Linked DNA regions of Homo sapiens: region 1 is linked to region 2. A link is a contact called in ENCODE Hi-C or POLR2A ChIA-PET data. All regions are on one chromosome and are shown on one strand. The core of a region is the stretch at or near the end of the contact, and the rest is flanking DNA. Distances in the headings are between cores, read along the strand shown. Region 1 has its middle 37 kb from the start of CDC25A. Region 2 overlaps MAP4 (microtubule associated protein 4).

Evidence for each region. Hi-C counts contacts between places; a loop is a spot of excess contacts on that map. ChIA-PET counts read pairs that join two places held with the same protein, here RNA polymerase II (POLR2A). Pooled maps may share reads with other maps.
Region 1: a pooled map shows a loop between it and region 2 (2.1-fold over the local background). The contact joins two enhancer-like sites. A Hi-C loop is called at or near these places in 2 of 50 pooled maps. POLR2A ChIA-PET finds 5 or more read pairs at or near these places in 2 of 52 experiments (HCT116 and activated naive CD4-positive, alpha-beta T cell).

What each region holds. Positions count from the first base shown.
Region 1 is chr3:48,149,381-48,152,848 of GRCh38, reverse strand. No RefSeq gene overlaps it. Among named protein-coding and RNA genes, the nearest start is that of CDC25A, 37 kb to the left of the region's middle. Within about 2 kb of position 1,273, at least 21 of the 41 ENCODE cell types and tissues checked have a DNase peak (open chromatin) inside an H3K27ac peak, as active enhancers do.
Region 2 is chr3:47,959,959-47,963,567 of GRCh38, reverse strand. The region is part of intron 3 of MAP4 (microtubule associated protein 4); the gene reads left to right. It also overlaps the pseudogene VPS26BP1. Among named protein-coding and RNA genes, the nearest start is that of MAP4, 55 kb to the left of the region's middle. RefSeq lists a silencer at 1,514-1,623. Within about 2 kb of position 1,652, at least 2 of the 41 ENCODE cell types and tissues checked have a DNase peak (open chromatin) inside an H3K27ac peak, as active enhancers do.

The DNA.
Region 1 (3,468 bases), core at 24-2,523, 190 kb before region 2:
GTATGACTCTTGGCAAAGGGCATAAGGGAATTCTTTGTACTATTCTTGCAACTTTTCTGTAAGCTTTAAATTATTTCAAAAGAAAACATTTTAAAAGGGGGCTGGGCCGGGTGCAGTGGCTCATGCCTGTAATCCCAGCACTTTGGGAGGCCAGCGTGGGTGGATCACTTGAGGCCACGAGTTTGAGACCAGCCTGGGCAACATAGAAAGACGTCTTCTCTATAAAAATAAAAATTGAAATAAGTAAATTAAATAAAAAAGAGGGGCTGTCATGCTGAGCTCCTATGTGGACGGGGGGATCTGGGCAGTGACTGTCCCGATGCCTGAGTGGTCAAGTGTTGAATGTGAGGAGTGCTCCAGAGAAATATCCAGGCTGGTGACAGCAAGTTGTCACACGTATCCAAGTGGCAGTTCTACCAATGTAGAAGACAGGGAAGCAGAGAGAGAGGTTAGAGGCAGGATGCCAGGAAGCCAGGCAGGGAGGGGTAGGGAGCAGCCACAAGGAGGTCTCAGTGATAGGGTTAAGCTCGGCTGCCTGTGGTGGGACATATGTCACTGGTGACCTTGGGACACAAAGCCTGCCCACGCTAGGGTAGGGTAGGGGAAGGACAGGGAGGCGAGGCAGAAACAGCAGCAGGGGAAGACTGGGTGGCATTGGGCATGGCATTGGGCGTGCTCAGCCTCTGTGTGACTGTGACCTGGCAGCTGGGATGGGGGTGGATTACCTAGATGATTCTAAGACCTTAAGATCTTGGTCATTCTGATTTCTAAGCAATGACTCCTGGAAGTTGTGCAAAGCCCAGTCCAGAGTTCCTGCTTGCACGCTCCCAGAACAGAGGAGGCAGAGTCCCTTCCAGTGCTGGCCAGAGCAGGACAGCTCTTCCGCAGGCAAAGTCAAATCCGCACCTCCATACTGTGGCTACTTTGTATATGTTGATTCATTTTCCATTTATGTTTTCTGTTTAGTTTTTCAATATGGATGTCTTTCTTCAATATGAAGTATTTCAGACATACCCACTGTCTGGGAGTACCCACCGTCAAGGGTAAATAAAAACTTCCACCGATAGGCTTTCTTTGCCCTCTTGTTTCACTCTGCTGCCAGGCTGCCACGGGGCTTGGGGCTGTGACCACTGCAATGGCCATAGGAAGACATCAGGTGGCAGTGGTGCCCCAGGTTTGTCTCCTCAGGTATCTCGGCCTTCTAGCTCCTCTCCTCCAGAGCCAGTCAGTAACTGGGAGGAGCTGGGGGCTCTCCAGGAGCTTCCCACCCCTTCCCCTGCCCTGGCTTCCAGCTGCATTTAATGGCACTTTGCCTGCTCTGAGTACAGGAAAAGCTGTGGCTGTTCCTTGTCCAAGCCGCAGTTCCCAATGGCCTAGTTCAAGCATGTGTTTCATGCACCACAGTGCAAGGGCTCCCAAAGGGGAAAAAAGGGAAGAGGGCTGGTTTGGATTATTAGCATTTTGTATTTTTAATAAATGCATCAATGTGGTCATCATGGAAAAATGTCCGATCTTTGTGGGGTTTATTTACACTTCCTTCCTAGTTTACTTTGGGTGACGCAGGGTGGATCATAGGCCTTAACCTTCTAAAGCACAGCCTCTTTCCCCTGGCGGCTTCCTAGACTCTGATGAAGAAATAAGGCCTACTTTCTGATTCCGGTCTGCCCCTGACCAGTGGTGTGACACTGAGCAGAACACTTCACTTCTCTGGACCAGAGGTCTCAAGTATAAAGGATGAGCTTGGGCAACCTCCCCATCCTCCCCCAAGGACTCCTCACTATTCCTGTTCTTTGGGACCTCCTTACCTTTGCTGACACCTGCAGGGAATGCCTTTCTTTTTCCACAGAACTCTTTTTTCTTTTTTGGAGACAGAGTCTCACTCTTGTTGCCCAGGCTGGAGTGCAGTAGCAGGATCTCGGCTCACCACAACCTCCGCCTCCCAGGTTCAAGCGATGCTCCTGCCTCAGCCTCCTGAGTAGCTGGGATTATAGGCACCTGCCACCACTCCTGGCTAATTTTTGTATTTTTCGTAGAGACAGGGGTTTCACCATGTTGTCCAGGCTGGTCTCAAACTCCTGACCTCAGGTGATCCGCCTGCCTCAGCCTCCCAAAGTGCTGGGATTACAGGCATGAGCCACTGCTCCCAGCCTTCCACAGACTTATTCTTTTTAGGAGGGTTGGGGATGGGGAATAGGGTTTCGCTCTGAGTAGCTGGGACTATAGATGCACACCATCACACCCAGCTAATGTTTTTTTAAAATTTTTTTTGTAGAGACAAAGATCTCCCTATGTTGCCCAGACAGGTCTCAATCTCCTGGCCTCAAGTGATCCTCCCACCTCAGCCTCCCAAAGTGCCGAGATTATAGGAATGAGCCAATGCATCTGCCCTCTGATTCATTCTTGTAAACATAAATAATATAATTGTCCGGCTGGGTGCAGTGGCTCACACCTGTAATCCCGGCACTTTGGGAGGCCTAGGTGAATGGATCGCTTGAGCTCAGGAGTTCAAGACCAGCCTAGGCAACATGGCGAAAACCTGTCTCTACAAAAAAATACAAAAAATTAGCCAGGTGTGGTGGTGTGTGCCTGTAGTCCCAGTTACTCCAGAGGCTGAGGTGAGAGGATTGCTTGAGTCTGGGAGGTGGAGGTGGCAGAGAGCCGAGATTGTGCCACTGTACTACAACCTGGGTGACAGAGTGAGACCCAGTCTCGAAAATAAAAATAAAAATAAAAATAAATAAATAGGCCGGGTGCGGTGGCTCATGCCTATAATCCCAGCACTTGGGAGACCTGAGGTCAGGAGTTCGACACCAGCCTGGCCAACATAGCGAAACCCTGTCACCACTAAAAATACAAAAATTTAGCAGGGCATGCTGGCAGGTGCCTATAATCCCAGCTACTTGGGAGGCTGAGAAGGAGAATCACTTGACCCAGGAGGCGGAGGTTGCAGTGAGCGGAGTTCGCACCACGGCACTCCAGCCTAGGCAACAGAGCAAGACTCCATCTCAAAAATAAAAATAAAAATAGACCGGACGTGGTGGCTCATGCCTGTAATCCTAGCACTTTAGGAGGCCGAGGTGGGCGGATCGCCTGAGGTCAGGAGTTCGAGACCAGCCTCGCCAACATGGCAAAACCCTGTCTCCACTAAAAATACAAAAATTTAGCCAGGCGTGATGGCAGGCGCCTGTAATCCCAGCTACTCGGGAGGCTGAGGTAGGAGAATTGCTTGAACCTGGGAGGGGCAGGTTGCAGTGAGCTGAGATTGCGCCATTGCACTCCAGCCTGGGCGACAAGAGCAACACTTTGTCTCAAAAAACAAAACAAAACAAAAAAAGCCTGGCCAACACAACGAAACCCTTTCTCTACTAAAAATACAAAAACTAGCCAGGCGTGGTGGCAGGGGCCTGTAATCCCAGCTACTTGGAAGGCTGAGGCAGGAGAATCACTTGAACCTGGGAAGCAGAGGTT
Region 2 (3,609 bases), core at 403-2,902:
ATTCTTGCCAGGTTATTGGTACGCATCTTTCTGGAAATATGTTATCTGTCATGAATTTGTTTAAATTTTGAGGAAGCTGTGGATAGAGCACCTACTAGCTTTGATTTCTTAGGCAAGTTGTTTGCCCTCTTTGAGGCTAAGATTCCTGCTGTGTAAAAGGAGAGCTCTATAAAAATAGTTGTTTGCCTGAAGTGACAGAAATTATTTTCAGTGCTTTGAAACCTCGTTGAAGGGGTTAATATTTAAATGTAAGATGATATTAGAATGATGATTAATGTCCACATAGAAAGTTCTTACAGTTCAACCCATTATATACTTTTGTTAAATCATTCTGTTTGACCATCAGCCCCTTTTCCTACTTAATTGGTTGTGTAACAGTATTTTAATCGGATGTAACTGGAGCATATTGGTCCATTGTGAAGCAGAAATGCTCTGTTTCTAGAGGACAAAACTGGAGGTGAAACTTCAAAAGTGAGCTCCAGGCAGACTGAAAGAAGAGTTTTTTTGTTTTGTTTCTTGTGAAAAAATTAACTTAGGACTCTCACTGCAAAAAACTGGCAAGCCTGGCCCTCCAGTGGGTTTTCAGCAATTTAAAATGAAATGAGAAGATGCAAAACTATGTCAACTGTAAACTTAAGTATTAACATTAGACTCCTTAGAGGTCTTCATTGAAGGATTTTGCTTTCTATTTAACAAATTAATATTTCTGGTCTTCAGTTTTTCTGTGTAAAACGAACAGGCATTCTGCTGTTTCTGCTGCTGCTGTTAGTGCTGAGCAACAGAGATACAGTATGTTCTGCGGTAGGTGATAGCTTTTTAGACATTTAGAGATTAACATTTGCCTTCTGATTTATTTTCTTTGGGTTAAACATCTTTCATTTTTTCTTCCACTCTTTCCTATTATGTAGATTTATGCTGTTTTTAATGGCCAATATTTGGATCAGAGTCTATTCAGGAGACAGAAGCTACACCATAAATTGAACAGAGAATTTACTATAGGGGTAAAGAGAACTCTAAAGAATACAGGAATGACAGATATAGGGAATAGTCACTACCCTTAGGGCTGGGGCAGAGTACACAAAGAAATAACAAATTTGGAAAAGTATGCGCCCCTCCCCCACCCTGCCCCCAAAGCTGATTGCATATCTTGGAGGAAGTCTCCATTTGGTAGTAAAGATGTTTGCTGAGTTGCTGCAGGTCAGGGTGATGTGGGGCAAACAAGCCCCCAGACTGGGGCTTAACCCAGGAGGGTTCTTGGCTTTGCCAGGAAAGAATTTAAGGGTGAGCCAGTAGTGAGAGAAAGAAACTTTTATTGAACCAGTGCTGCTTCTTGCTGAGCAGGGCTAACCCATAGGCAGTGTGCCCAGAATCGGTGTCTGTGAGCTGCTAGCTAGCTGTTTATATCTGTTATTAATTACATGCTAATTAAGAGGCAGGTTATTTAGAACTTTCTGGAAAAGGGGCTGGAAGTTTCTGGGAATCAGATAAGGTAACTTCTAGGCTGTTGCCATGGCATTTGTAAACTGCCATGGCACTGGTAGGAGTGTCTTTATGCTAATAAACCCTGAGGGCAACTCGAGGTTACTTTTGTCAGCATCTGCTGGTTTCAGCCAGATCTTGTTCCAATCAGCAGGGTGCGACAGGAAATTAAGTCCTGCTGGTCTTCTACCTCAAAGGTAGTTAAGCAGGAAGCTGTACTTGGGGGTGCTGCGGCATCACCAGCAAGCCTGTTTGAGGCACTGGTGGAACTTGCCTGGGAAGATGTCCATGAGAATGCCCACTAAAGCTTGTTGGGATGAGCACCATGGGGTGTTCTGCACACCAGCAGAGCACCATGGAAGTAAGAAGATGCAAAAGCACACTAGAACCAGGAAGAGAAACCCTTTCCTTCCATGCCCTCTACTAAGCTTAGTGTCATCATGCCCGCTCTCTAGGAAGAAATGTTTACATTATTACAGGCAGGGCAATGAAAGGTAGATTTGGAATTGAGAGGCAATATATTGATTACTTGCATAGCCTATTATTTTGGCTACTTAGCTTCCATATGCACTTTACACACATTTGAGCTCCCATATAACAATGAAACTCTTATGTTTCTACCTAACAAGATACAGCTATGTCAGAGGGTGAAACTCTCACCCTTGTTCTAAAATGAGGAATGAGGACATGCTCAGCCCCATAGTCATTGTATCCATTGCTGGCTATATTTTTGTTTGTTTGTTTGTTTTAATAGAATCAGGGTTTTGCTGTGTTGCCCAGGCTAGTCTCAAACTCCTGAGCTCAAGCAATCCTCCGGCCTCAGCCTCCCAATGTCCTGGGATTATAGGTGTGAGCCACTGTGCTTGGCCTGCTGGCTGTTTATCAGTCCTCAAATAGAAGTTCCAGCTTCAGAGGGCCAAGGTCATGTGATGGGAGCCAGGGGCTTGGAGTTCTGAGGGAAGAGGAGTGAAGTATTGGGGGATGTGGCAGTATCACTGACAGTGAGGTTTTTTGGAGGCTTTTTTGGTCTGATTTGTGAGATTGATATTGTCCTTAATGATAAGGAAACAAAGAAAATGGCAGAAGTGAAAACTGAAAATGGCGAAGTAGAAAAACACCATCTCCTCTATGATGGAGAATCTGTTTCAGGAAAGGTGAAAGAGTCTAGAAAGAGCTAGAGCACCACAACATTAGAATTGAATTTGTACGTCAAATTGAACTTTTCTATGATAAGAGTAATATTCAAGAGTTTGTAAACCTAGTGAAAGAACTAGCCTTACCTGGAGAGCTGACTCAGAAGTTGTCATTTGGAATTTATACATGTTGAAAAGTCATGAGAATCTTACATTGGTGCTAATGTCCTCTTGATGTATTGAAGTGTTAGTAGTAAGAAGACTGACAGACTTGGTAAAAAGAATGTGATCTTACTGTTCACCAACTTGCCAGCTATCCTGATGGAAGTGGGCATTGAAGATTGTCTACATATAGAATTTGAATATAATGAAGTATCATTTAAAGGATGTGACTGTTACAAAAATTTACCTCTTATAAGTAAGAATAAAAACACAACATATGGGGTTACAACTGATCAATAAGACTGTTGTTAGCAGGATATGACCTAACTCCAACAATGAAAGTTATGAACAAAAAAGTTTCAGTAAGGTACTTTTTGAATTTAGCGCCTGTTGATGAGGAAGACAGAGGGTACTTTAGGCAGCAGATCATTTAATGGAGAAAAGCTCCTGAAAAACTGAGGAAACAGAATAAACTTTTACCAGTGATTTGAACCTCCAGAATCACAAGCATCTGCTGAATAGCCTGAAATATACTGAATAAGATGAAAAAAGAAAAACAAAACTATAATCATTAAGTTAAACAGGTTAAAGATGGCTGCAGCATGTGGAGGGGCAAAATGGGCATAACTCTGCCCGGGCATGGTGGCTCACACCTGTAATCCCAGCACTTTGGGAGGCGAGGCAGGCGGATCACTTGAGATCCCAAGTTCAAGACCAGCCCGGCCAACATGATGAAACCCTGTCTCTACTAAAAATACAAAAAGTTAGCTGGGCATGGTGGTGAGTGCCTGTAATCCCAGTTACTTGGGAGGCTGAGGCAGGAGAATTGCTTGAA